2 separate regions of the Homo sapiens genome follow, and region 2 is linked to region 1. A link is a loop called in an ENCODE intact Hi-C map of the cell type or tissue named here. Cell type or tissue: PC-9. All regions are shown on one strand. Each heading gives the region's core, and the rest is flanking DNA. Links, peaks and the distances in the headings are about the cores only.

Evidence for each region. A loop is a pair of places that touch in the nucleus more often than their neighbours do. Peaks named below come from ENCODE experiments on the same cell type or tissue, not always from the same donor. Only the 100,000 strongest peaks of a DNase experiment are listed, where the experiment ranks them.
Region 2: a loop joins it to region 1, with 2.6 times the contacts of the local background. A loop is called at or near these places in 1 of 110 quality-filtered maps.

What each region holds. Positions count from the first base shown.
Region 1 is chr2:238,855,732-238,872,717 of GRCh38, reverse strand. All of the region lies in intron 1 of TWIST2 (twist family bHLH transcription factor 2), which reads right to left. Among named protein-coding and RNA genes, the nearest start is that of TWIST2, 16 kb to the right of the region's middle. RefSeq lists enhancers at 7,329-7,946, 8,216-8,510, 15,342-15,511, 15,089-15,588 and a silencer at 16,647-16,837. In PC-9, for the core only: no CTCF peak of the experiment used is centred there; a DNase peak (open chromatin) is centred at 8,317; H3K4me3 peaks cover 363 bases; H3K27ac peaks cover 384 bases.
Region 2 is chr2:238,906,618-238,921,985 of GRCh38, reverse strand. It overlaps TWIST2 (twist family bHLH transcription factor 2), which reads right to left. Exons shown (of 2, transcript NM_001271893.4): 2 at 11,452-12,144. It overlaps LINC01940 (long intergenic non-protein coding RNA 1940), which reads left to right. Exons shown (of 10, transcript NR_034162.2): 6 at 115-376; 7 at 510-603; 8 at 1,406-1,498; 9 at 2,139-2,258; 10 at 2,470-2,686. Among named protein-coding and RNA genes, the nearest start is that of LINC01940, 12 kb to the left of the region's middle. RefSeq lists a cis regulatory region at 1,648 and an enhancer at 1,564-1,733. In PC-9, for the core only: no CTCF peak of the experiment used is centred there; no DNase peak of the experiment used is centred there; H3K27me3 peaks cover 171 bases.

The DNA.
Region 1 (16,986 bases), core at 5,358-10,357:
AACTGTACCTGCTCCGTGGCTAGGCCTGTGCCCTACTTCCCCCCATGGGTAGATGCTACGTATTTAATAACTCACAGCTTCAAAAATGCCTGAAAGCTTTCATCAGAATGACCTTGAAGACTCATATTTGTATCAAATTCATGGACTATTAACCCCAATTCTTGGAAAAGAAAGAGCATCGCCCTTCCCTGCACAGCGTTGGCCAAAATGTTACTAGATCTAAATGCAGACAAACAAAAAGACACTCAACAGGACCCAATTTTTACAAGGGTTTGGATTCAACCTTCTTGAGAATCTGTAAGCATCACTTCCAAGTAGAACGTGCTGGAAGCCCTGATGTGCACAGGGTGGTGCACCTGAGACCACTCCTCTGGCCTTGCAATCCCCCTACACTGGCATGGCCCTCATCCTGGCCTACATAGCTCAGCCCAGTGTCCAGCCCAAATCTCACCCTGGAACACCACCCACTTGGACTAAGGTTAAATGAGCAACAAGTCTGAGGGCATAAAGTGGCCCGGGACTCTTGGCCAGGGACTGCTAGTGGGATAGAGAGCATGGGGGCAGGCAGGACCCACTGTGGGACCCCCCCAGCCCAGGAGTCACCTGCCTTCCGGTTAATATGGCAGAAACATCCCCGGAAATAATTTAATCCTGGTAAAATACACGACATAAAATTGACCGTCTTAACGTTTTGAAGCGTAGAGTTCTGTGGCATTAAGGACATTCACGCTGCTGTGTGACCTTAACCACCATCATCTCCAGAACTCTTTTTCTCCTCTCAGACTGAGACTCTGTCCCCACTAAACACGCACTTCCCACTCCTCCCCTCGGCCCCCGGCAGCCATCGTTCTGCCTTCCGTCTCTATGAATCCGGCTGCACGAGGTTCCCCGTGTAAGTGGAGTCATAGAGTGTTTGTCTGTGACCAGCTTAGTTCACTCAGCACCGTGTCCTCAGGGTTCATCCATGCTATGGTCCCTATCGAGACAACCTTCCTTTTTAAAGGCAGAATGACATTCCATCGTGTGTGTGTGTGTGTTGGGGGGGGGTGATGGTGTGTGTGGGGGGGGTGTTTGTGTGTGGGGTGTGTGGTGGGTGTGATGTGTGTGAGTGGGGTGTGCTGTGTGTGTGGTGTGTGTCAGAGTGGGGTGTGTGTGTGGTGTGTGGGAGGATGTGGTGTGTGTGGGGTGTGGGGTTTGGGGGGTATGTGTGGGGTGTGGTGTGTGTGTGGTGTGTGTGGGAGGGATGTGGTGTGTGTGTGGTGTGTGTGGGGTAAGGTGTGTGTGTGGCGTGTGGGGTTGTGGTGTGTGTGGGGTGTGTGGTGTGTGCATGGGGTGTGTGGTTTGTGTGTAGTGTGTACTGTGTGTGTGGGGTGTGGTGTGTGGGGGGTTGTGTGGCTTGTGTGTGGTATGTGATGTGTGTGGGGAGTGTGTGGGATGTGGTGTGTGGTGTGTGCATGGGGTGCGTGGTTTGTGTGTGGTGTGTGCTGTGTGTGTGGGGGGGTGTGGTTTGTGTGTGGTATGTGATGTGTGTGTGGGGTGTGTGGTGTGTGTGTGGGGTGTGTGGTGTGTGTGGGGTGTGGTGTGTATGGGGTGTGGTGTGTGTGTGTGTGTGTGTTGGGGGGGGTGATGGTGTGTGTGGGGGGGGTGTTTGTGTGTGGGGTGTGTGGTGGGTGTGATGTGTGTGAGTGGGGTGTGCTGTGTGTGTGGTGTGTGTCAGAGTGGGGTGTGTGTGTGGTGTGTGGGAGGATGTGGTGTGTGTGGGGTGTGGGGTTTGGGGGGTATGTGTGGGGTGTGGTGTGTGTGTGGTGTGTGGGAGGGATGTGGTGTGTATGTGGTGTGTGTGTGGTGTGTGTGGGGTAAGGTGTGTGTGTGGCGTGTGGGGGTGTGGTGTGTGTGGGGTGTGTGGTGTGTGCATGGGGTGTGTGGTTTGTGTGTAGTGTGTACTGTGTGTGTGGGGTGTGGTGTCTGGGGGGTTGTGTGGCTTGTGTGTGGTATGTGATGTGTGTGGGGAGTGTGTGGGATGTGGTGTGTGGTGTGTGCATGGGGTGCGTGGTTTGTGTGTGGTGTGTGCTGTGTGTGTGGGGGGGTGTGGTTTGTGTGTGGTATGTGATGTGTGTGTGGGGTGTGTGGTGTGTGTGTGTGGTGTGTGGTGTGTGGTGTGTGTGGGGTGTGTGGGGTATGTAGGGTGTGTGGTTTGTGTGTGGTATGTGATGTGTGCGTGGGGTGTGTGGTGTGTGTGTGGCGTGTGTCGGGTGTGTGGTGTGTGTGGGGTGTGTGGTGTGTGTAGGGTGTGTGGTTTGTGTGTGGTATGTGATGTGTGTGTGGGGTGTGTGGGGTGTGTGGGGTGTGTGGTGTGTGTGTGGGGTGTGTGGTGTGTGTGGGGTGTGTGGGGTGTGTGGGGGTGTGTGGGGTGTGTGGGGGTGTGTGGTATGTGATGTGTGTGTGGGGTGTGTGGCTTGTGTGTGGGGTGTGTGGTTTGTGTGTGGTATGTGATGTGTGTGTGGGGTGTGTGGTTTGTGTGTGGTATGTGATGTGTGTGTGGGGTGTGTGGTGTGTGTGGGGTGTGGTGTGTATGGGGTGTGGTGTGTGTGTGGGGGGTGTATGGTGTGTCTGTGTACACACCACGTTTTGTCGTTTTGTTTGTTCTGCATTTTATTTTTTGAGGACCCTCCGTACTGTCTTCTATAGCACTGGTTTACATTCCCACCAGCAGTGCCCAATGATTCCAATTTCTCCACATCCTCACCAACATTTATTTTCTGTGTTTGTTTTGAGACACAGTCTCACTCTGTTGCTCAGGCTGGAGTGCAGTGGTGTGCATAGCTCACTGTAACCTCAAACTCCTGGACTCAAGTGATCCTCCTGCCTCAGCCTCTCAAGTAGCTAGGATTATAGGCATAGGCCGCCACACCCTGCTACTTTTTTATTTTCATTTTTGTACAGATGGCATCTCACTAGGTTGCCCAGGTTGGCCTCAAACTCTTGGCCTCAAGCAATCCTCCCGCCTCAGCCTCCCAGAATGCTGGGACTGCAGGCATGAGTAGGCAACCTCATAGGTGTGAGCTGGTACCTCTTTCTGGTTGGATCTGCATTTCTCTGATGGGTGGTAGTGTCAAGCATCTTTTCATGTGCTTGTTGGCCATTTGTATATCATCTTTGTAGAAATGCCTATTTAAGGCCTTTGCCTACTTTTATGCAGGCTATCTAATTTTTATTGTTGAATCATAGGAGTCCTGCATCTCTTCTGGATAGTTCTCTCCTATCAGATGGATAATTTGCCGATACTTTCTCCCATTCCACAGGTTGTCATTTCATTGTTGTGTTCTTCGATACAAAGGAGTTTTTAAGTTCGACGTAGTCCCATTTGTCTATTTTTGTTTTCCTTGCCTGTGCCCTGGAAGTTTTATTGAGAGATCCCAGATTGTTCCTTTTGAAAGTATGAAATTCCATCTCCGTGGCAGTAAACAAGCTGCAGTGGCCTGTGCCAGCACCGCTTGTGAAATCCCTTCTTTAAAGTACTCCTCACCGCACTTGGACCTATTTCCCATTCTGTGCAAACAAGTCCACGTTGCTCGCTTCGGAAGCAGGCTTTGCAGGAGTCGATGCCTTTCTCTCAGTGGCGTGCTCCCCAGCCTCGTCCTTTGCAAGGAAACCACTTAAACTGCCAAGCATTTGCTGCCCGCGCACCTACCCGTGCCATCTGCTGCCTGATGCTGGTGCGGACGACACTGTCTCTCACAACCCAGACACCGATGCCAACTGACCCCTCTGAGATGAACTTCCTTTCTCTAGAAAATGCGAGAGAATGCAGGTGGATGCCACCTCCATCACTGGACCATCTTGAGAATCAAATGGACACAAGCCCCTGCACCGGCCGGCACGCAGCGCTCCCTCCAGCCTTGCTGAGCCGTGGGCTTGTGTCCCGGCCCTACCATGCCTGTGGATCAGCCCACACTGGCACCACACTGAGCCCAGCCAACAATGCCCGAGTGTGTGGGCAACAGAGGATACTGGTCATGGTGGCAGCTGGTGATCACGGACAGTCACCAACCTTGGAACACGGCTTGTCCCACAGACACAGTCACAGCCAGGACTGCTTGGTGTCCACTGTGGGAAACAGCATCTTCCATCTCTGTCTCAAGAAGGGCCAGTTTGGTTTCCTGTGGTCCCATAGAATGATGTAGGGACGTGGAATGGGAGGAGACTGGGATCCGTCTGGCCATACCCCTTGAGTCTGCCTGACTTAGCCAGTCCCCCATCCCCCACTGAGGCTCTCCACCCTGCCCCTGTCCGAAGTGGGCAGGCTTGGGTTTTGTTTTTTGTTCTTCCAAACCCTGCTTAGCTGTGTCATCTGGACAGAAGCCCGACGCTTACCAGAGCAGGCTGGGGGGCGGGGGGCTCCCGGCACTTGGGCAGTCAGGTTTGAGACCTGGAGCTCACCAGCTTGTCTGCACCCCAGAGAGGGCCCAGGGGCTGTACTAGACGATGTCTAAGGGCTTCTCAGCAGAGCCCCTGGGAGCCACGTGCAGAAAGCCTGACCTCCTGGGCAGGTGCACCCAGAGGGAACCCAGGGCACGGGGCTGATGTGTGAGGGATGCCACCTTTGTGGGGCACTGCACTGGTCAGGGAGGTAATTCCGGAATGCCAGCCACCTTCCTAACTGCAGTGTTCCTTGGAACTTCCATTATACTGCATTTATTTTTTCTATCTTTCTTTCGTTCCACGTTTCCCGAGCCTCACTACATGCAGGAGGGTGGCCCCTCTCATGCCTTCCGCTGACCACAGTCTCTGCTCCAACACATTCTTCAGCCCACCTGCTCCTTCTGCTGGTCCCAGGGCCATCCGGCCATCCCCAGCCTTTGCCTCCCACTTCTCTCCCTCCCGCCTTCGAGGGATGCCCCTCAGCTCTGGGAACGGCTGCTTCCCTCCTGGCCTCCTAACTCACCATCAATTTCTTTCTGATGAGGATGTGACTGCCTTTTCAGTTTCTAGTTTCAGGGCACTCAATACCTAAGGGTTCCATGTGGCATCTGCCTTGCATCCAGCCTGTGCCCCAGCCTCGGCCACCCCTCTGTGATCTCAATCTTCGGACGCCTGCTTGCTGACAGCTCCTCCGTGCCAGGCCTGTGCCAAAGTGAAAATATTCTTTCCTGTTTATCAAAGGGTTCCCAGCCACAACTCTCTCCTCCCAGCCTCTTCCTCAGCCCACACCACCCCGGGAGCTGGCTGGGACTTCTCTTTATTGTGCCCCTGCCCCCAGAGCCACTGCATAAAGCCTGGTGAGAACTGGGTATTTTACTGAGGAGTGTGTGTGTGTGTGTGTGTGTGTGTGTGTGTGTGTGTGTGTTGAAGGCAGGACATTTTACTCCCCAGAATAATCTTCCATCCCAGATCAGATGAATCACTTTCCCCCAAGATGTCTCCAGGCTAGGCTGTACAGTGGCTTCCCCCTCCCTCCCTGCCTCCCTCTCCCTCTTTCTCCACCTCTACCCCTTCTCTTCTGCAGAAGAAATTCGGGGGTTGTGGCCCCTCCAATGTTACAGCCAGCCTCCTTCCCTCCAGCTGCTGGCTTCGAGGACGGAAAAGGCCCTCGAAACAAGAGGCTGGCTCCTCTGTTTGGGGCAAACACAAGACCCCCAGGCTGCCAGGTGCGTTCTGCTTGGAAGGCAGCCAGGGAATTGTAAATCACAGATGCACAGAAAACATGCGTTTGCATCAGACACAGTGTAGTTTCTTGGTGTACTTGGTGGGGAAACAGAGGCTCCCTCCATGACCCCCACTTGTGCAGGGCATGGGCTGAGCCGGGCATCCGGATACATGACAAGGACACAGTCCTGAAGGTGCTCCCGGGGTGACAGGCAGACAAACCGTCGCAGCTGCCAGGCCGCTAGGGGATATACGAGGCCTCAGGAGTCACCACAAATGCCAGCAGGGTGGTTAGAGGCTCCCCAAGGAGGGGACACTGGAGGTAGTCCTGTCGGGCACAAGGGAGATTCCAGTCAAGGGAGAGCAGCGTGAAGGCATGGAACATGAAGGCGCCGTGCTTTTCTTTTTTTTTTCCATGGTGGAGTCTCGCTCTGTCACCCAGGCTGGAGTACAGTGGCGCGATCTCAGCTCACTGCAACCTCCGCCTCCCGGGTTCAAGCAATTCTCCTGCCACAGCCTCCCAGGTAGCTGGGATTACAGGCACACACCACCATGCCCAGCTAATTTTTCTATTTTTGGCAGAGACGGGGTTTCACCATGTTGGCCAGGCTGGTCTCGAATTCCTGACCTCGTGATCTGCCTGCCTCAGCCTCCCAAAGTGCCAGGATTACAGGTGTGAGCCACTGTGCCTGGCCGAAGGTGCCATGCTTTAAGAACAAGCATGTGGGTTTGCTCATCTCCTCACCCCTGTTCTTACTGGCAACTGCTCCAAGTGCTGGGTACAGGGTGAAAAGGACAGACATGCTCCTGGCCTGGGGAGCTCGCCATGGAGGGTGCCCAGGGCTCAGAGGCAGCTCACAGAAGAGCAGGCAGGGCCCGTGCCATGGGGAACCTGGGCGGTGCCTGGCAGGCCTGGCCATCCTGCTGGCAGCAGGTGAAATGGGGGTAAAGGAACCTACATTCAGTGGGTCCCAGTAACACCAGATGCAGTGTGGGGTGCATCGTCCATGCTATTCCATTAACAGGTTAAGCGACGGAGTCAGATCAGTGACTGGGAAAGGTACCCCAGGCTAACCACACAAAGAAGGGCCTGAAGAGGGGACAGCAGATCCCGGGAGATGGGACCAGGAAGAAGGGCCGATCCGACCCCGGCGGGGCACTGTACGGTGGAGTGACTGGAAAGGGTTCATCACAGCGAATGGCATTTCCACCACACAAGGTGACATCGCACAGACTGTGGGGATTGCTTCCTACCTACACAGAGCATCTAAATTGGTGTATTCACTGGCACCACGTATAAAAAGGGACCTCTGAGCAGTGGTAGTGAGGGTTCTCTGGGTTAGGGGATGCCTGTCTAATGCCACAGCAAAAAAAAAAAAAAGTTCCAAAAGACCAGATGGCACAGCTGGCCCTGGCCCTGCAAATTCAAAGACTCAACCTGCAGGCATGTGGCTGGGCCACCCAAAGCCAGGAGACGCCAGGTGGGTGACGTGAGTAGGGCAGGGGTTTGATCTGCTCACTTCTGGACCCAGAGGCTTCTGTGCCCAGGCTGAAGCTACCCGATCTCCCGCAGGGAATCCTGACACGAGCGCCTCAGGCCTTGCTCCCAACACAGGAGCACCTGAGAGCAGACTGCAGGGGTGTAGGAACGCCAACAGGTGCCCGGCTGGATCCAGGCCCCCCTCACTCTCCGGGGTACTCCCTGCTGCATGGGGAGGTCCCTGTGCGCCGTCGTTTAAAGCAGAGAGCCCTGACATAATGACCCGACTCAGTAGGATGGGGCCATACTTGGCATGGAGGGAAAAATCTCATTTTTTAGATAATTGGACTGGCTGGGTTTGCTTCCTGGCTCTGCCCACAGCTCTGTCTATGCTCTCAGCTGAGGAGTTACGTAGGTCCCTCAGTTTCCCCTGCTGTGAAATGGGGGTGAAAGCACCCAGCTCACTGGACCATTCTGAGGATGAAAATAATTTTGCTTGCCCAGTGCTTGCATGCTTGCTGGGTGGACTTTCAACGAGTGGAGTGACCCCGTGTGGCTTTGCCATCGTTTCTCAAACCCTTTATGTCAGTTTGCAGGGGGAGAGAAGAGGCCCCTCGGGTGGCCAGGCCCACCGAGCCTGGCAGTAGATGCATCCTCCAGGTCCTCCCGGCAGGCCTTCCGGAGCTCTCTGCTCCTGGCGGATCTCCAGGCCTGGCCTGGCCACACACCCTGCACTCTGGACCTTCCAGGGGTCCCTAAGGAGAGGAAAACCCCTCACAGATGCTCAGAGAAGGGGACAGCCCCACAGGTGTTTCCCAGGGTAGGGTGCAGGCCTGGTGGGTGCCTATACCAAGTGGACCCCGCGGCAGGGTGGACCCCAGGGCAGTGTCCCCACAGAGCAAGCCACGGCCCCGCACCCTCCCACCTCCTCTTCTCCCGCACCTCGGAGGGTACCAGCCTCTGGGCCCCTGTCCTGCTGGTCTTGGCCGGGCCGGGTGGGCTGCCTGGTGCCCTTAGTTCTCCCCTCCCCAGGCTGACCTGGCCTGGGGGCCGGGTGGGGCGCGCCTTGGAACTGGGAGCCGCCTCCAACCCTGCACTCTGCTCCAGGCCTGGCCCATTCAAACCTTCCTGCTCTGTTTATTTGCACAGCCAGAGGACAAAAAGCCACGGCTCTGAGTCACTCCTGCTCCCAGTCGGCTCTGATTCATGCAGGAGGCCCGCGGAGGGGACTAACCCTGGCAGTTAACCTCTTGGTTTCTTTATGTCTCTACAGCAGTGAGCATCTGTGTCTTCGAACTGAGGATCAGGCCCCGATCGCCGCTCACAGTCGCGTGCTTGGGGTGTAATGTGGAGAAGAGAGGATACCACGGCACAGCCCGAGAGGTCCCCCCTCACCTCCAGCCCCTTCCCCCCATGCTGATGGAAACTTACAAATATTTCAGTCATCTCTCCGAAAAGGATTTGGTCATCTGGCAAAGGTGGTCCCAGAATTTGCCAGAAATATGCGTCAAATGTAGCCCAGGGTGTAAAGGAAGACAGGCTTAACGAAAATTAGATTATGGCGAAGAATCTGAAAGGAAATGAGAGATTCTGTGCCTGGTTGGTCTCCAGCCTCTGGGGAGGTGCCGCCTGGTGCTTCCTCCCTGTAGGTTCTGGAGAAGCTGGCACACAGGGATGCCCCCAGGATAGGGGGTAGACCTACTCTACGGCCGACCTCTCCTCAGTCCCACACATTTGTCATTCATCATACAAGGCCAGGGGGACACGTGGTTTTCATTTTTGATCCTGGTAAAAAGTGAATAAAACGTCTCTAGTAGCTAAGAAAGGGCTTTTTCTAGCTCCACTGAGTGAGTCGGGGTCAAAGCACCTCTTCTCAATTTGGGTTCGGGGAACAGCTAAGGGGTTCATTGAGGTTTTTTCCCACTTGCTTCCCCAAAGCTGAAGTGGTTTATGGTTAACAACAGATATCCCCAACTACGTAGAGAGGAGTGAAAAAAAGGCAGAAGAAATGAGGATGCTAACACTAACAGTGTGAGGATGAGCGCCAGTCCCATCATGAAGCGCCATTTGGGAACTGCCCAGCGGGTAAAGGCCAGCCAGGAGAGCTGAAACCGCACAGCCCTCACTGCCAAAGGACGTCGCCAGCTCCATCAGGGAGCCGCGCTGGTACATTCCGGGTGCATCCTTCTGAATTATCCTAACACGAAAGGCCTCTTCTGAAAATGATGGACGGGCATCTTTAATGTAGATTGCAGAAGATACAAAAATATATTCTGAAGGCCACTCTTTTGTATTACTTCAGCAAGTACCTAAGTCCTAACACCGAGTGGGGGTTGCGGTGAGGGCATTCCTATGTGGATGGCAGCTGTATTTTCACTGCACCACCTTATGATGGGACTGGGAGTAGTTGCCCTTCTCTGGAGGGAGGGTCGGTCAGCATGTGCCTGCCACACTATCTTTACAAAGCACTGGGCACCTCTGGATTTGTGTTCTCAAATTGCAGAAGTAATACAGGGCATCTGTAGAAAATCTAGAAATTAAAAAAAAAAAAACATAAGAAGGAAAGGAAGCTCTTTCATCAACTTTTGGTCCAGAGACATTCATTCTTGCCACTGTCTCTCCAGACAAACACACCCGTGCATGCACACACACACTTTGATCTTCCAACCTGAGATCGTATGAACTGCTCCATCCTACAATCATGGCCGTCACTTTATTAAACATCCACTTACAACACACATTTGCTGACTGCATAGTGTTCCAGCATATGGACCAAGCAGAGTTTATCCCACCTATTTCCCAGGACATTTTAATTTTGTCGCCAATATTAATGAAGCTGATATGAATTTCTTTGTTGCTCGGCAGCTCTGCCATTATTCACTTAAGATAATTCCTAGAAGTGGAATTGTTCATGCAAAGGGTATTTCCAGTCCTAGATCTTTTCTTACCTACCATCAAAATTCCTTTAGAAAGCTTGTGCAGCTTTTCTTCCCTCTGGCAAATAGGATGGCCTGGTTCCCCCACCTTCCTCAATACTGGGGTTTATAATTATGTATTTTTTCCAATTTAATAAAAAATAATATCCTTCTGTTTTATTTCTAATTCCTTAGATTATTGTTGAAGTTCAACACTTCACGCGTTTATTGACCAACTGAATTTCTCCTTTTATGAATTCATATTTTTTGCCCATATGGGGTAATTGTCTTTTTAAATTTTTTAAAGGCCCTTTTTCTAGTAAGAACATTAACCCATTGCAAAACAGATTGTAAATATTTTCTTCCTGGTTCTTCTAAAATTTTTGATTGTCATAGTTTTTTGGTATATAAAAGTTTACAATTTTAATTTAGTGAGTTATTATTTTGCTATTTTATTTATGATTGCTGGACTTGGAATGGTCAGCTTTTGGAAGCAGATGGTCGGAAAGGCCTGCATTAGTAAACACCACTTCAGCTCACTGGATGTTCACCACTGCCACCTGTAAGACACTGGCCTGATGTCCCGCTGTGTTCCGTCCACGTGTGGTTGTGGTGTTCCGTCCACAGCTGTGACTGTCCCTGCTGGCCTGGGCCATGGCACCTCAGTGGGATGAAATTATAGTAGGCCCCCTTATCCACAGGGATACACACCAAGACCCCCAGCGGATGCTCGATCCCAAGGATGGTACGGAACCCTATATATACTGTATGTGTTTTCTGTCTGATGACCCAGAGACTGGGGGGATGGAGCGGGACAGCTCGAGATTTCATCAAGATACTCAGAATGGTGTGCAATTTAAAATGTATCAATTTTTCTTCTGGAATTTTCCATTTAATAACTTTGGACTGTGGTTGACTGTCTGTAATTGAAACTTCGAAAAGCGAAACCATGGATAAACGGGACGGCTGTAACGGGATTCACCAGGAAGCCTGGCTTTGCTGTTAGTCAGGTGGTGGCAGGTGTGCTAAAAGGGACGCTGACTCAGTGCATTCTCTGACACCACGGTCTCACCTTCAGGGATAGTGAGATAGAGATAGGGAGGAGGAGTGGAGGAGACAAGGGCGGAACACTACCCCCACCGGGCGCCTAAGGGTGCCGACTTGCCTCAGAGCATCCAGATGGTGTCTCTGAAAGTCAGTTGGAAAATCAGTGATGGAGGTGCCCTTTCTAGTTACCCTACACTCACTGGGCGCTGGCTCCAGTGTCCCCCCAGGCATACAGAGCACAGGCTGGACATGGTAGAGCCTCCAATTTAGTTACCACGAAGCAGAAGTGGCCGGAAAGGAGAGCAGAGCATCCCCCAGGAAAAGCAAGTGTGCTGTGCTACGAATGTGAATATCGTGCTCATGAATCAAAGCAGCTGGGCTCTGCGCCTCGGCAGCTGTGGGAAGAACCCCTGCGGCGGTGACTGATGGGGGCCATGAGACCAAGATGTGTCTGGCTTGAGGGTGACCCATGTTCCTGTCAAGCCGACTGCACAACTTAACTAAGGAAGAGGCCAGGGCCCCGGCGGCCAGTCCTCCCATCTCCATCTGGAGTCCTCTCTCTTGGCAGCTTTTGGGAATCTCTTTCCCTTTGCACCTCCTCCCTGGTGGCTTCCTCTTTGCTCAGCAATGGGACTGGGAATGGGGGAACAGCAGCATCACACAGAACAGTTTTTTGTTTGTTTGTTTGTTTTGAGGTGGAGTCTTGCTCTGTCACCCAGGCTGGAGGGCAGTGGCGCGATGTCGGCTCACTGCAACCTCCACCTCCCAGGTTCAAGCGATTCTCCTGCCTCAGCCTCCCGAGTAGCTGGGATTACAGGTGCCCACCACCTCGTCCGGCTAATTTTTGTATTTTTGGTAGAACCGGGGTTTCGCCATGTTGGCCAGGCTGGTTTCAAACTCCTGACCTCAGGTGATCCACCCGCCTCGGCCTCCCAAAGTGCTGGGATTACAGGCGTGAGCCACTGCGCCTGGCCCGGAACAGTTTTTGTCTGCTTTTGGCAACTCAACCCTTGGTGAGATCCTTTGGGATTTGCTCCAAGTTCTCCTGATCCCTCAGTTTGGATTCTGAAAATTCAAACAATCCTGGAGCCCAACACCATCTCTGGGGCTTCTATCAGTGTCTCAAAATCTGGCTGAATAATGCCACAAAGGTGATGATGTCTTAAAAAGAAACAGGATGGGGTCATGGCTGAGGGAGCACTCAGAGCAGCTCTCTGGCCCATCCCTCTTGGGTGGGCGGTTTTGACAGTGTCTCAAACACAGGTGGCTGAGGAGCATGTAAAGGGTGCACAGATCAGGGAGGAAGAAAAGAAAAATGAGCAACCGAAGGAAAACACACAACTGGTGCTGAACGAGTTAGTGCCACCCTCCTGATGTCTCCAGGTGTCTCCCTGTCTTCTGGGAGCAGCACCTGCACACACGAAGAGCAGGAATCCCATGACTCTGGAGGTGGCACCAACCCCTTGAGGGCCTCTGAGCCCAGAACCAGCCTGAAGCGGTCCACCGAGCGGGCAGACGAGCCCTGGGCTGTGGACAGCCTGCTGATGGAGGCGAGAGGTGTGCACTCATGGGCCACCCTTGTGTGTCTTCCCATCAGGTACCAGACTCCCCCACTACAGATATGGCAAATGCTCCTGGCTCTCATCTAGAGGCTGACTGCAAGCAGCATGGAGGCTTAGCGTGAATCCCTCTCTGCCTCGGCCCCCAGAGGGTGAGAACTCAGTCTACTGTGGAGAGGCTTCAAGAGGTGTACTCAACATGTCACAAAAAGCAGAGGGCAGGCAAAAGAAACAGTGTGCCTCAGAATTGTTTGACACACGTGTGCGTGCATGCATGTGTGTGTGTGAATAAACACATTAGGAACTAGATGTCGAAAATGCTCTTAGGCACAACTAGAAGAGTTGGATAAGTGCTGAAGCAGGAGGATAAACTGGATAACATCTCTGAAAAGTGAGGGATGGGTGAACGCTTAGCCCCTTAGCCCCTCCACCCCCAACTGAACACCTCAGTTACCAGAGATGCACATGGTCTGGGAAGTAGGATTTTTTTTTTTTTTGGTGATAGTAGTAAGATACATACAATATAAAATTTATCATTTGAGCTTTTAAAGCATAGTGGAATTTAGTGCATACACCTTGTTGTGAAGGCATCATCACTACCTAGTTCTGGAGCGTTTTGTATTATTCCAAACAGAAATTCCACACCTGTTCAGCACTCACCCCCGACACCCCCTCCCATGAAGCCCGAGAAGCCTCCAGTCTCCTTTCTGCCTGTATGGATTTGCTTATTTGGGACATTTCATATAAATGAAATCCCAAATATCACAATATGTAGTCATCTGGCTTCTTGAGCTTAGCATAATGTTTTCAAGGTTCATCGATGCTGTAGCACATATTACACTTTTTTTTTTTTTTTTTGAGACGGAGTGTCGCTCTTGTTGCCTAGGCTGGAGTGCAGTGGTGCAATCTCGGCTCACTTCAACCTCTGCCTCCCAGGTTCAAGCGATTCTCCTGACTCAGCCTCCCGAGTAGCTGGAACTATAAGCGCCCGCCACCACACCCGGCTAATTTTTGTATTTTTAGTAGAGATGAGGTTTCACCATGTTGGCCAGGCTGGTCTTGAACTCCTGACCTCAGGTGATCCACCCGCCTCAGCCTCCCAAAGTGCTGAGATTACAGGCGTGAGCCACTGTGCCCAACCTCATTTGTTTTTATGGCTGAATTACATTCCATTGTACGAATGGGCTACGTTTTACTGATCCTCAGTTCATGGACACTTTGCTGTTTCCGTCTTTTGACTATTGTGAATAATGTTGCTATGAACATTCATGTACAAGTTTTTGTTTGAACAAAACTGTTTTCAGTGTTTTGGGGTATATACCTAGCAGTGGAATTGCAGGGTTATATTGGCTCTTAGAATTCTAGTAGCCAGAGGGCTATAAGAAACTTAGTCCATTATTTTACAGACGGGGAAACTGAGGCCCAGAGAGGCCATGACTTGCCTCGGACCACATGGGAAACTGCAAGGCTGAGGGCAGAAAAGTGTTCTCCACTGCTTAACTTGAGTCAAGACTTAACTTCAGTCAAGTCTTATTCTGAACCGTGGATCCCCCAGACACAAGACAATGGGTTCTGACCAAGAGAGTCACTTGGGGAGCTAGCTTGCCTCTCGCAAAGTCAACAGCCTTTGGTTTCTGCCTAATTAAAATTTCCCAAATTAGAAAAATACCACCTCAAAAAAGCTTACTAAAGGGAAGAATCCCATATGACTTATTCCAGAAACAGTGACTTCAATTAATTGCAAAATCTGTTGTAGAGAGTCACACCGATCATGTATAGTCACAAGCATTTAAAAGTTCTCAGAATTAGTTAATTATGGTTTCACATTGTGATGAACCAAGTAGGAGAAAGCCCGGTGGATGCGCCCAGGGAGGCAGAAATGCACAGCAGCTTCACTTTCTGCCTCCCCACTTCCTCTTTTCCTCTTTCTGGTTAGAAAAAGTGAAATTATGTAATTAACATTCAACAATATTTGCAACTTTCAGGAAACAGTACAACACAAGCTGATTGTCCAAGAGCCTGGTACAGAGAACCCCCAGGCCAGTTGGCTTTGGAGGAACCAGCCGGGAGGACAAAGTCTGTCATCTGCCCAATGTAATGGTGTTGGTTTGCTTGTTGTTTGTTTGTTTGTTTTGAGATGAAATCTCGCTTTGTCGCTCAGGCTGGAGTGCAGTGGCGCGATCTCAGCTCACTGCAACCTCTGCCTCCTGGGTTCAAGTGATTCTCCTGCCTCAACCTCTTGAGTAGCTGGGATTACAGCCGTGTGCCACCACACGTGGCTAATTTTTGTATTTTTAGTAGAGATGGAGTTTCACTATGTTGGTCAGGCTGGTCTCGAACTCCTGGCCTCAGGTAATCCACCCACCTTGGCCTCCCAAAATGCTGGGATGACAGGCATGAGCCACTGCGCCCAGCCTCAATGTAATATTTTATTGCCGTTCAAAGAGCTCTGCTATTCAAGCAGAAGGATGCTTTACGAGACAGACAAGATGGTCGTTTGGCTTCTTTCAGCAAAGACAGGGCTGGTCCTGCTTCCTCTGCAAACCGCAGCAGTGGCCTGGCCTGATCGTCTCTTGGAAGCTGTCTTTAGATGAGCCAAGGCTTTCAAAGTGATATCTGACTGCAGGTTTAGATCTATCGCTATTAAATCCAGGGGGAGGAAATCAATGCTGAGTTACCACTTCCTTTCCTTAACCTTGGCAAATGCTGAGCCGTGCTGGGCTCATGCTCAGACATTCATCAGCACGAGCTGATAGGTGACTTGGGCCTTAGCGAAGATGGGCTCCAAGGCCCGTCCAGCCTCAGGGACCAGGGAAGTGCCAGGGTGGTGGGACAGCTACTTGCAAACAGCCAGCAGCGTCCTTCCTCTTGCTCCCCTCTTCCTCTCTCATGGGAGGGCCCGCCCGTCATGCAGGGGCACCATGCCCATGGTGCCCCTCCCCTGAACAGTCTCAGGCCAACCCAAGCTCCCTCCAGTGGTCCTTGACCCCAGGCACAGCAGATGGCCCCCTGACCACCTTCCTCTGGGGGCCTCTGCTTTCTCTGGCATCTGAATCACCTGCGATTGTCACAGGCCCCTCAGAGACACGGCCCCCTCTGGGGCTTCTTGGACACACTTTGCTGGGCAGTGTTGATGCCTGGGACCAAACAGGAAGGGAAGGCACCTGAGGTCCTCTTCAAGTGACTGTGTCTGCAGCGGCCTCCCTCGTGGCACTATTGCAGCAGTGTGGAGGGGCCCTGCTGGATTTTCACAGTGTTGTTTTTCTGAGAACGGCAGGAAGGGTGCTTTTTCTGAGAAACTGCTGTCTTCTATGTCTCTGAGGGACACTGAGGAAGAGGTGCCGGGTCTCCCATGGCCAGCAGCAGAGAGAGGCACACGGCCCCAACACAATCCTGAAGATAAATACAGAATGGGACCTATTCTTAAGAGACCTGAGTCCCTTCCGTAGCCCTGATCCCTTGTGAAATTCTTCATATATCACTTGACCTATTCACATCCTAACCTTCTCTTTTATTTTGTCCTTCATAAAAAAAAAACTTTTCCATGTTATAAATTATAAATGATAGACTAATGTACACAGGGTTGCTGGGGACGCACATGGAAATTACATTGTTCCACACTGAAATTACATGATATTATTCACTTGTGAACTGTAGTAAAACAAGAAAGGAGATGACATACAGCAACACTGAAACGAGCAGAGAGGTGAGTAACCGTGCTCATCTTTTGCCTGTTGTTTAATTAGAAGGAAATCTCTATTCTCAGAAAAAAATAGTCTGAAAGAAAGTTTTGGAATTAGCAATAATTTAACACCCAGTAAAATGCCCTTCAATTAATTCTACCCTTCCAATGCTGCCAGCTCGCATGGGCCACCTGGACCCTGCCTATTAACACCTTCGCAGTCACACAAGACGGGACCTCAAGATAAGCTCTCTCCTGACCCTACCTCGGGGGCCATAAAACGCCAGTCCTGGATGCACCCCCTCTGCCACAGCCACCGCACGGCCCCCAGGGAGTTTGGGGATCGTGGAAACAGGTCCTTCTGCACCAGAGAAATCAACAAAAACAGGGCACCCTGGGATTCTTAGGGTACAGATATCTGTTTGGAGCACTCCTGTTCTGGTATCAGTGAAACAATACTTTTAGAAAATAGTAACATGAGCCCACGAAGGAGAGGGAGTCGCCAAGCACACACTGAGGCGGGGGTGCTGAGCACACATCTATGGGCCGCACGAGGCTTCGGGAGCCCCTAGATGACCTTTGCTCAGAGGGTCCTCGGCCATTCTGTATTTACAGTCTGTATTTCCACGTGTGACTGAGCTATCACGGGACCTGATG
Region 2 (15,368 bases), core at 7,552-12,551, 47 kb before region 1:
TTATCATTGGGTGTTTGTATTTTTCTTATTATAAGAGCCTTCGTCTTTTTCTTCTTGCACGTCATTTATTGCTTGCTTTTATTCTTATCTGGTTGTTTTCTGTGTGGGTTACAGATCCCCAAGCCACCTTCCCTTGGTCCCAGCCCAGATTGTGGCTCCCCTGTGTGCCTCCCAGGCCCCAGGATAGACGTCAACCGTGTCCCCTTGTGGGTGCCTTGAGCTTAGCACCTGCCTGTCCCTTCCAGGGGCCCCTCTAATACAGGACTTACATCTTCATGAAGACACTAACTGTACTAGTGCGTGTTCTCCAGAGGAGCAGAGCCACTCAAGGTGTGCACATCAGAAGAGAGCTATTTTAAGGAACTGGCTGACGCTGGCAAGTTCAAACTCTGCAGGGTGGGCCGGCAGGCTGGAGACCTGGGAAGGAGCTCATGTCACAGTTCGAGGCCTAAGGCAGTCTGGGGGTGGAATTCCTTCTTGCTCAAGGCTGGTCAATCTCTTTGTTCTAGTCAGGCCTTCAACTGATTGGGTGAGGCCCACCCCTTTTGACGAGAGCCACCTGCTTTACTCGAAGGCTAATCTCATCTAGAAACACCTTTACAGGTGCATCCAGAGTAATGTTTGACGAGCTATCTTAGCACCGTGGTCCAGCCAAGCTGACTATAGAATTAATCATCACACCGTCTAATGCCAAAATAATTCAAATCTTTTTTTAAGTGAAAACAAGTTTATTAAGAAAGTAAAGGAATAAAAGAATAGCTACTCCATAGGCAGAGCAGCCCCAATAATTCAAATCTTTACTGAAGTCCCAAGAGGCTTGTGGGAGGAAGGTGTACTCCGAACGCACAGCAAAATCTTAACATTTCTCTCTCCCTGGCCACTCTCCACATTGCTTGCTATGACTCCCCTGAAACTGCTCCCCTCATTCTCAGCCTTGAACCCAGAAATACCCCAGCCCCCAGCACTCCTGCACTTCCTTCCGCCTCCCACTTTGTTCCTGTCCTGTCCTTCCTTCTCCTCCGCAGATGACTCCCAGCCACTTCCAGTCCTCACCCTGTCCCAACTTCTCCACCTTTGTCTCTCCACCAGCCCTGAGGCCTCACCATGCAAGTCCAGGCACTGAGCCAGCAAAGGCAGAATCCACCGCCCCCAGGTAGGGAAGGGGAGCAGAGAGCACAGGGCACTCTTCCCTCAAAGAGCACAGGGCACTCTTCCCTCAGAGAGCACAGGGCACTCTTCCCTCTGCACATTTCCTGGGCATCTCCACCCCATTGCTCGTGAAGCTTGGAGAGCTGGTAGCTTACGGAGACAAGACTCCCCCAAGCCCCTCAAGACTGCAGGCCCAGCCCTCCCAGCTCCCCTTCAGATCAGGGAGGAGAGAGTCACAGTGTTTCTGCTTCTCCAGCACCACCGTCCAAAGTGGAGATGATGTCAGCAAAGGGGATATTGAAGCAGATGGAGTGGTACAGATGGTGGGTCACTAAAACGCAGGTTGAAGGTACGTGCTGCCACGGGCTAAGCCAAGAAGATGGGAAGGTGGGTCTGTCTGTTGGAATATAAATCCTTGGCCCCAGTGTTCCTGGTGGAGAGTCCTCCAGTATGAATGCTTGCTGGGCATGCTCAGTTTAGGAGGAGTTAATCCAACAGGTCCTATTTCTTTCATAAGGACTGAGGCCACTGTGGGAGCATGGGCTGCCTAATGCCGTCCCAGCTGTTGCTAAATGAAAGGCCGGGCCTGCTATGTAAATGTCTTATTTGATGCCTTTTCTATGATGCATGTCCTCCTGGAATGGGGCTCCTGGCTTTGTCAGTCCTGGAGACCCACAGGGATGTAGATTGTGCCTTTTGGAAAATGCTTCCAGTGACCCACATGTTACGTGCCTCTGTCCATATTTTCAACAAGCTTTTCAGAGCACAGTTTTAATGTCCATTAAGGAACTATCTCATTTGGCCAAGGGAGGCATACACGGGTGAGTACTCTAAGATAACACAATTTGAAGAGATCTGATATGAAACTGTCACACTGGGGTATGATCATTCTCACTGCAAGAGAAATACTTGATTAAAATGCATTGAAGACATATTTTAAATTAGACCCTCTCGCAGTGCATTTAAGACAGATCCACTTTACTTTCCAGGCTTTTCACATCAAGTCATGCCTGTGCCCACAGACAGGGGAGGAGGTGGCATGAGGCTCCAAGCTCTGGAGCCTTGGAAGTCAGGCAGGCCCCACTGGAATCACAGCCCCCTACTCCCAGGCAAGTCAGCTCACCTCTCCAGAACTCTGTGTGCTTCTCTGTGAATTGGGGATAAAGAAGAGAGTCCCTGTTACTTGCTTTTTTATGGGCTTAGTCCTCTCTGTCCAACGAGTGTGTGAGAAAGCAAAGGTGACTGTGGCATAGACACCGGCCGCTTAGTGCATCGTCCCCATTCAGACATCCCTGCTCCTGACTCCTCCCATCTTCTCAGGCACACCTAAGGAGTCAGTCTCTCCTGACCGATGGATCCAACTTCACAGCTGCGACTGAGCACCAGGGGGACGTGGCGCTGGGAAATTGTCCCGGCAGACGAGACTGAACCCTAGAAGGGCCCCATGGTAAAACTGATAAAGCCTGAAATGTGTGTGCAGACATGGGCCTCTTTATTACCACACAACGACCATTAAAATCTCTCTGCTATGGTGTAATTATTTTCCATAAATTATTGGGGTACTGGTGGTATCTGGTTACATGAGTACGTTCTTTAGTGGTGATTTGTGAGATCTTGGTGCACCCATCACCTGAGCAGTATACACTGCACCATATTTGTAGTCTTCTAATCCCTCACTGCCCCCACTCTTCCCCCCAAATCCCCAAAGTCCATTGTATTGTTCTTATGCCTTTGAGTCCTCATAGCTTAGCCCCCACATATCAGTGAGAACATACTGTGTTTGGTTTTTCCATTCCTGAGTTACTTCACTTAGAATAATAGTCTCCAATCTCATCCAGGTCACTGCAAATGCTGTTGATTCATTCCTTTTTATTGCTGCATAGTATTCCATCATATATATATATCCATCCATATATATATATATCAGAGTTTTTTATCCACTCGTTGATTGACAGGCATTTGGGTTGACTCCACGATTTTGCAATTGTGAATTGTGCTGCTAGAAACATGCATGTGTAAGTATTTTTTTCGTATAATGACTTCTTTTCCTCTGGGTAGATATGGCAGTGGGATTGCTGGATCAAATGGTAGTTCTACTTTTAGTTCTTTAAAGAATCTCCACACTGTTTTCGATAGTGGTTGTATGAGTTTACATTCCCACCAGCAGCGTAGAAGGGTTCCCTCTTCACTATGGTGTAATTTTTAAGTTTAAGCTTTTAATCTCAGATGAATCTATCTATCTATCTATCTGTCTGTCTATCTATCTACCAACCTACCTGTTATCTGTCTACCTATTATCTATCTATCCTAAAATACTAACAAGCTTAAAATGGAAAATAGCTCTTTTCTCCCTCCCTTTCACATCCCAGAGCCCGAGCATTGGGAGGGCTCTTTCAGCGTTTTTATCCATTTCTTCTGGTATTTATCTCCACATTTTAAAATAACATGCTTAGGCTGTGGGGGGTGGGTGGCTCACACCTGTAATCCCAGTACTTTGGGAGGCCAAGGCAGGCGGATTACCTGAGATCAGGAGTTCAAGACCTGCCTGGCCAGCAAGGCAAAACCTCATCTCTACTTAGAAATACAAAAAATTAGCCAGACGTGGTGGCGGGTGCCTGTAATCCCAGCTACTTTGGAGGCTGAGGCAGGAGAATCTCTTGAACCCGGGAGGCGGAGGCTACAGTAAGCCCAGATTGCACCATTGCAGTCCAGCCTGGGTGACAAAGCGAGACTCCATCTCAAATACTAATAATAATAATAATAACATTCTTAGAACGTTCTTTATGAATTCTTCAGTTCTAGACATGATCTTCTGTCTTTCTACACCTGGAGCTGAGGACTCAGCTCTTTAACATCCACCTTCCCACCTGTTTCTGCTCCTCGTGTGCCTCTCAAAATTAAGTCTTAATTAATAGTTGAATCTGTTTTACTGTTTCCATAGTTATAGCTGTGTGATACAATCAATCACAGTTCACAAAACGAAATCACATACTGCACTGTAATCCCACTTCTTTCCTTTTCAAACTTTTCGTTTTTCTTAAAGTTAATCATTGTTTGTTTCCTGTTTTTCTTTTTCTTTTTTTGGTGCGTGTGTGGCTTTTTATGAACTTTTCACTAATTCAGCTCCAAACTTTGCTTAAAACAAAACAAAACAAAACAAACAAACAAACAAACAAAAAAACCCACACAAAACCCCCGGGGTCTCTCAGCGCCATTGCTTTCCTTGCAGACATTTCTTTGGTGACGCACCCAACACTGGGCTGGTTTGCCCAAGGCCACTCTGGAACCCTGCTTGGGATGTTGCTGTCTAGGTGGGATCGTTTGCTCCCCAGATCTGCTGGTTTTTGCCCTAGTTTTGGGGGAGCTTGTTGAGCCAGGACAGCGGGGAGGGGAGCTGACCTTCTCCCATTTGCCCCGGAGATCCCTGCTCTGTGCCCACCTGCTGTGTCTGTGGGCTCCCTCCCCTCTGGTTGGGGCTCAGTGGGGGCCTGTGGAAGGGGACCGGTGGGTGGGAGGAGAGCAAGCCAGAGTTTCTTCCCTGGCTCTGTCCTTCTCTGTCATGCACAGCCCTCAGGAGCCTCCACAGAGTGTCCTGGGCTCCATCGACCACGCCTCCCCAGTGGCAGCTCACCACCTGCTGCCACCCTGGCTGTGAGCACCCCACACTCTGCCACACCTCGCACATAGCTCTGGTCAAACTTCCCTCAAACCACGGAATCTGGGCGTGGGCCTGGTGTCCTGCCAGGCCCTGGTGGGGAGGCCTGGGGCTGCTGCTGATGTCTTTACTCGGCACTCACAACTGACAGGACACCTGGGTCCACACACCGGGGGTGGAAGGCATCACCCCAACCCCACTGTCCCAGCACTGCGGTGGGGCCGTCCAATGCGGTTCCAAGGCTTTGCTGAGGCCAGGGGGCCTGGCTTCTCCCCACTCCTGTTTCCACAGTGGGGTCTCCCATAGCCTGTCTCCCCGCCATGGCTCTCTCTGTTCCAGCGTGGAGCAGTGATGTCCCTGGAGATTCAGAAAGAATCACGGGGCTCCTGCAGCCCACCCCACCTTCCTTCTAGTCCCAGAGCCTGGGTGGGTGGGCAAGGCAGTGGGCTTGGGTACCCCAGGGCAGGCCCACTGGGTTGCCACAGACGGTCTTGACCTTGGCTGAGCCTCCACTGATTGTAAAGGTGACACTTAGCCCTCTCCCGCCTCTCTGTTGTTTTATTTTTCCAAATTGCCCAGAACCTGGGCAGGGGAGAGGGACGATAACTACTAGCCCCCTCGATCATCCTAGAACTGGCGCTTCGACATCAGCACCGCGTGTGCCACTCCTGCAGTGCTTCTTTCCCTCCCTCCTCCTTCTTTCTTTCCCTTCCTCCTCCTTCTTTCTTTCCCTCCCTCCTCCTTCTTTCCCTCCCTCCTCCTTTCCTTCTCGGTGTAGGACATTCCCATGGCCCTTTCAACCCGGAAACGCATGCCTCTCAGCTCTGAATCCTGCTTTTCTCTGTTCTGTCTTTCTGGGACTCCTCATTGGACTTCCTGGATTCGTGCTCAAATCTTTTTGTTTTGTTTTGTTTTGTTTTGTTTTGTTTTGTTTTTCTTCTTCTCTTTGTCTTTTTGCCCTGCTGCGTATGATTTCTCTCATTTCATCTTCCAAAACTGCTACTAAAGTTTCCATTCAAGAAATGGTTTTCCTAATTCACAGGAGATCACTGGAATTCTCAGTTCTCTTTTTCGCCGGTCGCTGTATCTCGGAGGTATGGGAGCTTCTCTCCGGCGGCACCTCTGACGTGCTTCTCCCCCTTCCTCTGTGCTTCTTCTGTGTGTTTGTTCTGGCCTGTCTGTCCCGGGTGTCCATTTATAACGGAAGCTGAGAGGGGTTCTCCAGCCTCCTGCCTGGAGAGGCAAGGCTGGGCTTCCAGCAGCTGGCATTGAGCAGGGGAGAAGTGGGGAGCCTCCTAGAGTCACCCCGAGTCCTCCATTCCCACCTGCTCCACAAGGCTGTGCTGGGGTTCAGACCCTTCCTGGACCCCTCCAGCTGGCAGGAGTGGGGGAGAGTGGTCATCAACTCTGAGCTAGGAAGAGGGTCTCCCCGTGTCTCTTGCAGATCATCAGCCGGTCCTGCAGCTTTAGCCCCATGCTGTACCTCAGAATTAGAGGTTTTGTCACCTGCCAGTCCCCAGTCCTTCTGGGACCAGCCTGCTGGTCCAGCTTCCCCGACTCAGGCCTCCCTGCTGCATTTCCTCTTTCGAGGTTCAGCCGAGGGGCTGCCCACCCTTCCCCACTCATCTTCCATGAGCCTCACAGGGTCTCCTGTCTGCAGGCTGCCCCTGTCCCCCTCTCCTGCGCATTCACAGGTCATTCCTTCTTTGATGTCACTTTCGGGGGCTGTATTTGTTCCTTGTGGCTGCTGCACCAAACAACCACAAACTGATAGCTTCAGAAGTGGATTCTCCCAGAGTTCTGGGGGCAGAAATTTGAATCAAGGTGTGGGCGGGGCTGGTTCTTTCTGGAGGCTCGGAGGGAGCGCCTGTTCCAGGCTGCTCTCCAGCATTCCTTGGCTTGTGGACACGTCACTCCCATCCCTGCCTCTGTCATCTCCCAGTGTTCTCTGAAATCTCCCACTGCCCTTCTCTTGTAAGGCCGTCCTTGATTTAGGAGCCACCCCAAATCCAGATGGTCTCATCTCCAGATCCTTAACTTAATTACATCTGCAAAGACTTTTCCCAAGTAGGGTCCATTCACAGGTTCCAGGGGTTTAGATGTAAACATATCTTTTGGAGGATTTCAGGGGGAAACACTGATAATCATGCATGTGTAACCGGTCACACCTAAACACGCTTCCTGCAATGCAGAGCTGCCGGACAGCTTCCTGCCCTCCCTGCTCCCTCCCACGCTTCATCCCTAGACCCCCGGAACCCGGGCATGGCCTGGTCATCCTTCCTGGCCAATGCACCCCAGCACCTCTCCCATCCCTCTCTCCTCCTCTGGCTCCCACTCATGCCCTCCCCACTTTCTTTCGGCAGTCGGGCCTGTTTCCTGGGTCACTGAGTCAGCGAGTGATGAGACCTGCTGGAAATATGTGTGGAGGATGGGCGAGTCCACTCAGCCTTGGATGGGGCGGCAGGAAAAAGGCAGCCCCGAGCCCAGCCCAGGTCAGGATGAGAGTCTTTATTCAGGAGGACAGAACTGGCAGTCGGCAGCAAGCAGACCCAGAAGTAGATATTGGGGGCTTCATCTCAGGGAGACTGGTGCTTGGAGGTGGAAAGTCAAGTCCACCGGGGTACAAACCAGTGTGGCCATGAGCAGGCAAAGGGCGTGGCTGTTTCTAAAGAGCCCTGACACTCCCAGGCAGCTGTCGGGTTCCTTGAGGGAAAGGACACTTTGAGTCTTCCTACGGGCTGGGGGTCAGAACGGACCTCTGCACTACGGTTTATGAGGTGCCCACATTCAATCCCATAAGGGCTGTCATCACTGTACTCTCTGGGCCTTCACTTGCTCTGGACTTTGCAGCTCAGGTGGCTCCGGTCCTGTGTGGGCAGTGAGGCGGTGCTCCGTGGATGGAGGGTTAGATCTGTCTTACCCCAAGCCAAAGGGCTTAAGAGGGAGACAGAGTGTGGGTGACCCCGCCTACAGAGAAGCAGGATGCAGGGACGGTACACAGGAGCAGGCCACATGCCCCGTACTCTTCCTCTGCATGTGGTGACTGCTCTGGGTGCCCCCTCTTTCAGATGGTCCTGGCCCCAGACGACGTGGCATCTTAGCCTGTGGGTTGAAGGCATCTGTGGGGCAGATTGCCTCTGTACACGTTGGCCCCTACGTGTGGCGGCCCACAGGCATACCCATGCCACACACAGTGAGGTGTTCGACGAGCCTCCGATGGCACCGTTTCTATGACTGACAGCCATTTTCATGGCCCTGCAGGTGCAGGATAACACAAGGCTGCACCTGGCCTCTGTAGCCACGTGGAATATACTGCCTCTCCCCAGGACCCACCCTGCCCACCCAGGCCTCACTCTTCCAGACAGCCCATCCCCACTCTGCCTTACCCAGAGGCTGTCTGGTCTCCTGTGAGGGTCCCCACCTCCTCTTCTGGGGTGCTCAGGGCTGCCAGCAACCCTCCAAACTATGTCACTCAGAGCCACACAGCATCCTGCAGATGGCACTGGGGCTGCAGGGAGACGGCTGACCTGGGGCTGAGTTCCCGTTGCCTCTTTGCTGCCGCATGACTCCCGGCTCCCATGGGGCCTGTGTTCCATCAGCTACAACCTGGAAGTCCCACCTCTGTCTGCAGTCACTTTCAAAATCAAAGAGTGAGACTTTTCCATCAAGACGTGTTGGTCTTGGCCACTGCACAGGCCCAAGGCTGTGTTTCAGACCTGAGGCTGAGGACCTGCAAAGGAGCCCCCGCCCCCAGCATGTCTCGCCCTGCGGGGAAATTCAGACTCAAGGCCCCCACCTGCCTGGCCAGCGGCCCTCCCTCAAGGATGGTCTGCGATGCCAGGGCCTGGCTGGGTGCAGGGGTCCCGGCAGTGCTGCCGCCCCCTCCAGGTCCCCTCACCCCACATGTCTGCACCCAGGCTCCTCAGGCTGACCTGGTCACCTGACAGCTGGGGACTCCGTCGGGCTGCCTTTGAACACAGGCGGAAGTGAGATGGGTTTGGGGTAGGTTTTCCTTTAGACAGCCCCTGGGGCTCGGAACAGTCTCCTGTTCTGCGGACTCACCAGTCATCTGACCCTGAAAACATGTGCACACCAGCTCACTCAGGTCTGTTCTCAGGGCCGTGACTGCAGAGGGCTCTGGTTGACCCCAGAGAAGCTGTGAGACCCCAGAGCAGGAGCCAGCACAGGGAAGTGGCCCCACGACATGCCTGGGGAGGAGAGCCAGCAGCAGGTTATGGGAGAGCAGGTACCTGCGTCCATAGTCCATAGACATGCATCACACACATGCAAATACACGCGTGCCAGCGTGCGTATGGAACCATAGACACACACACACGTGTTCCGGAAGCCAGCGTCTTTCGGCACCTCTTCCAGGAATGTGTGTGTGGGGGTGAAAACAGGAAGTGAGCCCGTGTCCACAGCCGCGTATTTCCACGTAGCCTAAGGTGTCGGTGACCCGCTCCTTGGATGCCCAGAGTTGGAGACAAAAGCCCCAGGAGAGACCCCAGGAGAGGCCAGGGCTGGGGGAGGAGGACACCCTGATGTGGCTACCAGAGTGTGCAGCAGTTGGGCTGGGAACAGGCAGCAGGCGGTGATGCCCGGAGAGGCGGCCGCCGCAGGGAGGCCCTGGGATGACCCCCCCGGCTTGGTCACTGCTCTGAGGCCCCCACTGAACTCCATCCCTGACCTCCCACGTGGGGCCAGGGTGCCCCCTCATTTGCACGGGGCCCTTTCATTCCTTGCCCCTTCTGCCTGGGGCTTCGGTGTGAGCACTCACAGGGCTGGGTCCCCCACAGAGGTGACAAGAGGCTGTTGCTCACCAGGAAACCAGGCTCAGGGCACCGGGCAGAGGAATAACGAAGTTTTCAACTTGGAAACCAAGAAAGAGGCTCCTCTGGCCCCACTGTCCGCCAGCTTTGCATTACATGACTTGGGATTATTTCTATTTGAATCACGTCAGGAGGGAGGGCACCGTGGCCTTCATAGTCTTCGTGGCCTCCACGGGCCTCAGCAGAGCATGCCAGACAGTACTGGGGAGGGCAGGGCCTTTCACTGCTGGGACCACAGCTGCCCCATTCTATCTCCCCAGAGTCTCGTGTGTGCACATGTGTGCATGTGTATGCTGGTTGTATGTGCATACATTCATGTGACCTGGGTACGTGTGCGTGTGTTTGAAGTGTGCCAAGTGTGTTCACACGCATTGTGTGTGTGGTCTGTGCGCCTGCATGTGTGTGTGTGATGTGTGCATGTGTGTGTGGTGTGTGCATGCGTGTGTGTGGTGTGTGCGTGTGTGTGGTGTGTGTGCATGTGTGTGTGATGTGTGCGTGTGTGTGGTGTGTGTGCATGCATGTGTGTGTGGTGTGCATGCATGTGTGTGTGATGTGTGCGTGTGTGTGGTGTGTGTGCATGCATGTGTGTGTGGTGTGCATGTGTGTGTGGTGTGTGTGCATGCATGTGTGTGGCATGTGCATGTGCGATCTGGGCGTGTGTGTGTGTGTGTCTGTGTGCTTGTTGCATGCAGTGGGTTCTGGCGCTTGTGCTTCAAGGATCTGTGACCTAGACAGGCGCTCCCGGTGATGCCAGCCCCAGTGGAAGCCAGTGCTGCATCAAGGTCACCAACAGGAGCCAGATGGAAGCTGAGGCCATGCTGGTGTTTCCGGAGCTCCTGTCCTTGCCGTGGTGGACCTGGGGACAGGGTGGGAGTGGGAAATGAGGCTCGCAAGCCACCACCATCCTGCCAGAGACCCCTACTTCCAGAACCTCTGTCTAGGAGCTGGGTGGGCTCTGTGTGTCCACTGCTTGGTGGGCAGCTCCACCCAGCAGACCCCGGTACCAGATGTCCCCCAGGAGACATGCGTTTGGTGGCTCAGGGTAGTGACCTGGTGACTCTCAGTCTCCAGAGCTGGAAGCCTCCACCCTGGGGTCCACAAGCAACACCCAGCCCCCAGTGCTCATGGGTGCTGGCATGGTAAGGAGGTAGCGGGCAGGGCATAGAGCCCTTGCCCTCATGCAGAGGTGCCCGCCTGCACCAGACCCAGGCTGACTCTCCTTGATGGCAGATCATGTTCCTTCTGGGATTTCTGGGCAGGATGCCAACCTAACCTGCACACCCAGGTGCTCCATTCTTAGCCAGCTGCCTGGTGAGCTCATGGTCAACATGGCACGGATGCATGTGGAGCAGACGGTGACTCGTTCAGAGAAGCAGGGAGGTGGTGGCACAAATGAATGCCATGCTTGGGAGAGCAGGGAATACCACCCAGGGTGAGCAGCAGGGAAGGCTGGCCCGGACTTTGGACAGCAGGGGTGGCTCACAGAATGGGCACGCTTCTGTATCAAGAGCGGGGCGTGGGTGTGACAGCAATGGTCTCTTGTGCTGAGGCTGCTGGGGAGCAGCAGAGGACTAGGCACTGGGAAAGGGCTGAGGCCCCCTCTGCTCTCCCAGGCCTCGGTCTGTTCACACTGGCAACCATGTTAGAGTTGGTAGTTTCTAGAAATTTCTACAAACATGCACAGCATAAAATGTCTCACATCCTCTCTCGTGCCTTTTAAAGTGAAGTAATAGTGATTCTTGCAACCTGTTCTGACTCTCTCAGGCAGAGCCCTGAGCTGCGAAGTAGAGATGAGAACAGAGATGGGGAGACCATGGCTGCGCGGACGTCTTTATTTTTCCTGGGTGGGGAGCAGGATACACAGCCACACTGCAGTCACTTAGCTTGTAAAAATATCTCAATAAATAAAACAAACAAGCAACATATACACTGAACAGAGAATATTTTTTTTTAAATGGCTAGCCAAGCAATCACGGAGAAAGGAAAAGAATAGCGGCGTGAAAGTAAGAATTCCAGGCTGACTTGAAACAATCATGCAGAGGCTCGGGGGAGGGGAAGGAACTCGGGGGTCCTCTTCTGAGAGCCTTGGTCCAGTTTCAACAGAATTGTACAAGAATGCATTTCTGTTTTATTAAAAAAATAGACATTAAAAAAGGCACTTAGAGGGAAATACAAATTCAAAATCCAAATCCTCATAAATGTGTTCCTGAATCTAGACATTTTCAGAAAGAATAAACCTCCCCCCAAACATAAGACCCAGAAGAAAAATCCAAACAGAAACAAGATGACCATGACAATGTCACCAGCAAGAGGGCTGGGAGTGCCCTTCCTATGTGGGGACCGTCCTGGGGGAGGACGGGAGCCCGGGTCTTCTGTCCGATGTCACTGCTGTCCCTTCTCTCGACGCTGGTGGAGGGCAGAGGTGGGGGCCTCCTGAGGTTGTTCAGGTTTCAGAAGTTACAGACTCGAATGCATCCCAATTCCACTTGCGCCGCCGACGCGACGGACAGCCTGGAAGATACGGAAGGGGGACCGTGAGCTACGGCCGCCTCGCTCGGCCTCCTGCAGGATCGTCCTGAGACTGTCCCAAGGCTGGGTGGGACGGGACACGGGGCAGGCCCTGAGAGAGCTGGCTCTGTTCTACTCATGTTCCTCCCAAAAGACACTGGGCAGGTGACTGCTACGGGGCCAGCCCAGGCTTCCGCAACCCCTGCCCCCTGGGCCAGGCCAAGCCCTTTCCCTCCCCCGAGTGCCCTTTCCTGCCCCCGAGTGCCCTTTCTCACACTCACCACCCCGGGGCCTCTCCCTGGCCCGTGCTCAGCGCAGCCATGAATGCGGTCTGGCTGTGGGTGAGCCCCTCAGAACAGGCTGCCTGGGGACAAGAGAGGCTCGGCACGTTGGCCCCGTGCAGGCCCGAGGGAGCTGTGGGGTTTCGGGCAGCAGAGGGCTGGGTTCCAGCGAGGAGGACGCAGAGAAATGGGTCAGCCGCTGGCGGGAGCTGTCAACGGCGGATTCTTGCTTTAAAATGCGTGCTTTCAAAACAATTGCAGACACACGGGAAGTTGCAAAGACAACACAGAGATGTCCCATGTGCCTTTCACCCAGTTTCCACACATACCACACCCACGAACACACCCCACCCCACATACACACACACACCAAACATACCACACACTACACACACCCCACACTACACACCACATACACATACCACACCCACGAACACACCCCACCCCACATACACACACACCAAACATACCACACACTACACACACCCCACACTACATACACACCACATACACATACCACAACCACGAATACACCACACCTCCACATACACACACACACCACACAAACATACTACACACTACACACACCCCGCACTGTACATACACACCACATACAAATACCACACACACAAACACACCACACTGCCACATACACAAACACACTACATACACCACCACACACCACACAAACACACCACACCCTCCCACACACAAACACATCACACACACCACACACCACACAAACATACCGCACACTACACACGCATCCCACTGTCCATACACACCTCATACACAAACACATACCACACACAAACACACCACATCCCCACATACCCACACACACACTGCACAGCACAAACACACTGCATACTACACACACCCCACACACTGCACAAACATACCACATACATATCCACACAGACAACATACCATATGGTATATTATATACCACATTATATGCCACACATACAGTGGTGTCGTCACGTCACACCCAGGCATCTGGCACCAGTATGGACCAAGAGCTTATTCACATGTCACTCGTGTGGGTGTGTGTGGTGTGGGGTATGTATGTGTGGTATATAGTGTGTAGTGTACATGGTATGTTGTATGTGTGTGCATGTGTGTGTATGTGGTATGTGTGGTGTGTGCAGTGTGTGGTATGTTTGTGTGGTGTGTGGTGCATGTGGTTTGTGTTTGTGTGTATGTGGGGTGTGGTGTGTTTGTGTGTGTGGTATGTGTGTGTATGTGGTGTCTATGTACAGTGTGAAGTGTGTGTGTAGTGTGTGGTATGTATGGTGCATGGTGTATGTGGTGTGTGTTTGGGGGATTGTATTTTGTATGGGGGGTATATGTGTACAGTGTGGCGTGTGTATGTGTGTGTGGTGTGGGGTATGTATATGTGGTATGTAGTGGGTAGTGTGTATGGTATGGTATCTATGTGTATGTGTATGTGGTATGTCTGTGTGTGTGGTATGTTTGTATGGTGTGTGGTGTATGTGGCGTGACTTTGTGTGTGTATGTGGGGGTGTGGTGTGTTTGTGTGGTATGTGTTTGTGTATGTGGTGCGTATGTACAATGTGGGGTGTGTGTGTAGTGTGTGGTATGTTTGTGTGCCATGTGATGTGTGTTTGTGTGTGGTGTAGGTGGTGTGTGTTTGTAAGTGGGGGTGTAGTGTGTTTGTGTGGTGTGTGTGTATGTGGTGTGTATGTACAGTGTGGGGGTGTGTGTGTAGTGTGTGGTATATTTGTGTGGCGCGTGGTGTGTGTTTATGTGTGTAAGTGGGTATGTGGAGTGTTTGTGTGTTTTTGTGTGTGTGTTGTGTGCGTTTATGTGTGTGTTTGTGTGTGTATTGTGTGCATTTGTGTGTGTGTGTGAGTGGTGTATGTGTACTTCCTGCAGTTTCATCATGCGTGTTGTTTCTTGCACCCCCCACTATGATCAAGACACACAATTCTTCCAGCCCCACAAGGTCCCCTCATGCCACACAAGTGACTTCTAAGCGCACTTGTGGGCCAATCAAACTGTGGGTGTGCCAGGCTTGGTGCAGCTCTGGGGCTGCAACCAGCTGTCCCGGGAGCGCCTTGGGGAAAGAACCCGCTCAGGCGCTACCCAGAGCCTGGTTCCCACCTGCAGGGGGAGGAGACACAGGCAGGAGGAAAGTCCAGGTCCTCCAGGAAGCCGGGGTGGGGACCCCAATCCCGCGCCTCCCTCTGTGCCTGCCAAGCTCAAAGAGAAGGTGCTGAGAGGTGGCCGGGGCCAGCGTCTGAGACCCAGGGTGTACAGGGATGTGGTGTCATAAGCCCAAGGTCTTGGGCCACCTCAGTGGGGCCCACAGGGCAGGGGACACGCCACTGGCATCAGCACCTGGTCGGGAGTGTGGCGAACACAGGTGGGCCCCGCGCCGCGCCTCAGGGCCGCTTCTGCCACACACCCAGGCCAGCCTGCAGCAGCCCCCAGGCTGTGTTGCTGTCCTGCCAGGAGACCTGAGCTCTAGCAGGGATCGCTGAAGACTGGCCCTGCGACCTGGGACCTTTACTGCTCACCACAGGGCCTGGCCGTGTAAGTGCTCACTCCCACACCTCTTGCACAAACATGAGAACAGCCAGTTGACCTGCAGAGCTCGCGGGAGGTGAGTGTTCAGCGAGAATTATTGGAGAACTCCCCTGAGCCAAGGGGCAAACCAGCGCAACGAGACCCTCCTCCCGCAGAGCGGCTGAGCGTGGTGGGAGGGGTGGGTGTCAGCCCAGAGGCAGGCATGGGCTCCCCAAGGCGGCCGCCAGGAGAGGGGTCACCGTGAGGATTCTGCCACAGGGAAGGAGGTCCAGGGAGGCCCCAGGCACTGGGGGGAGGATGTGGAAGCTGGAGGGACGGGTGACGTGGTGCTCGGTGACATCCCGTGTGTGTGTCTGTGAGTGTGCCCACTAGTGTGAGAGTGAGTGTGAGTAT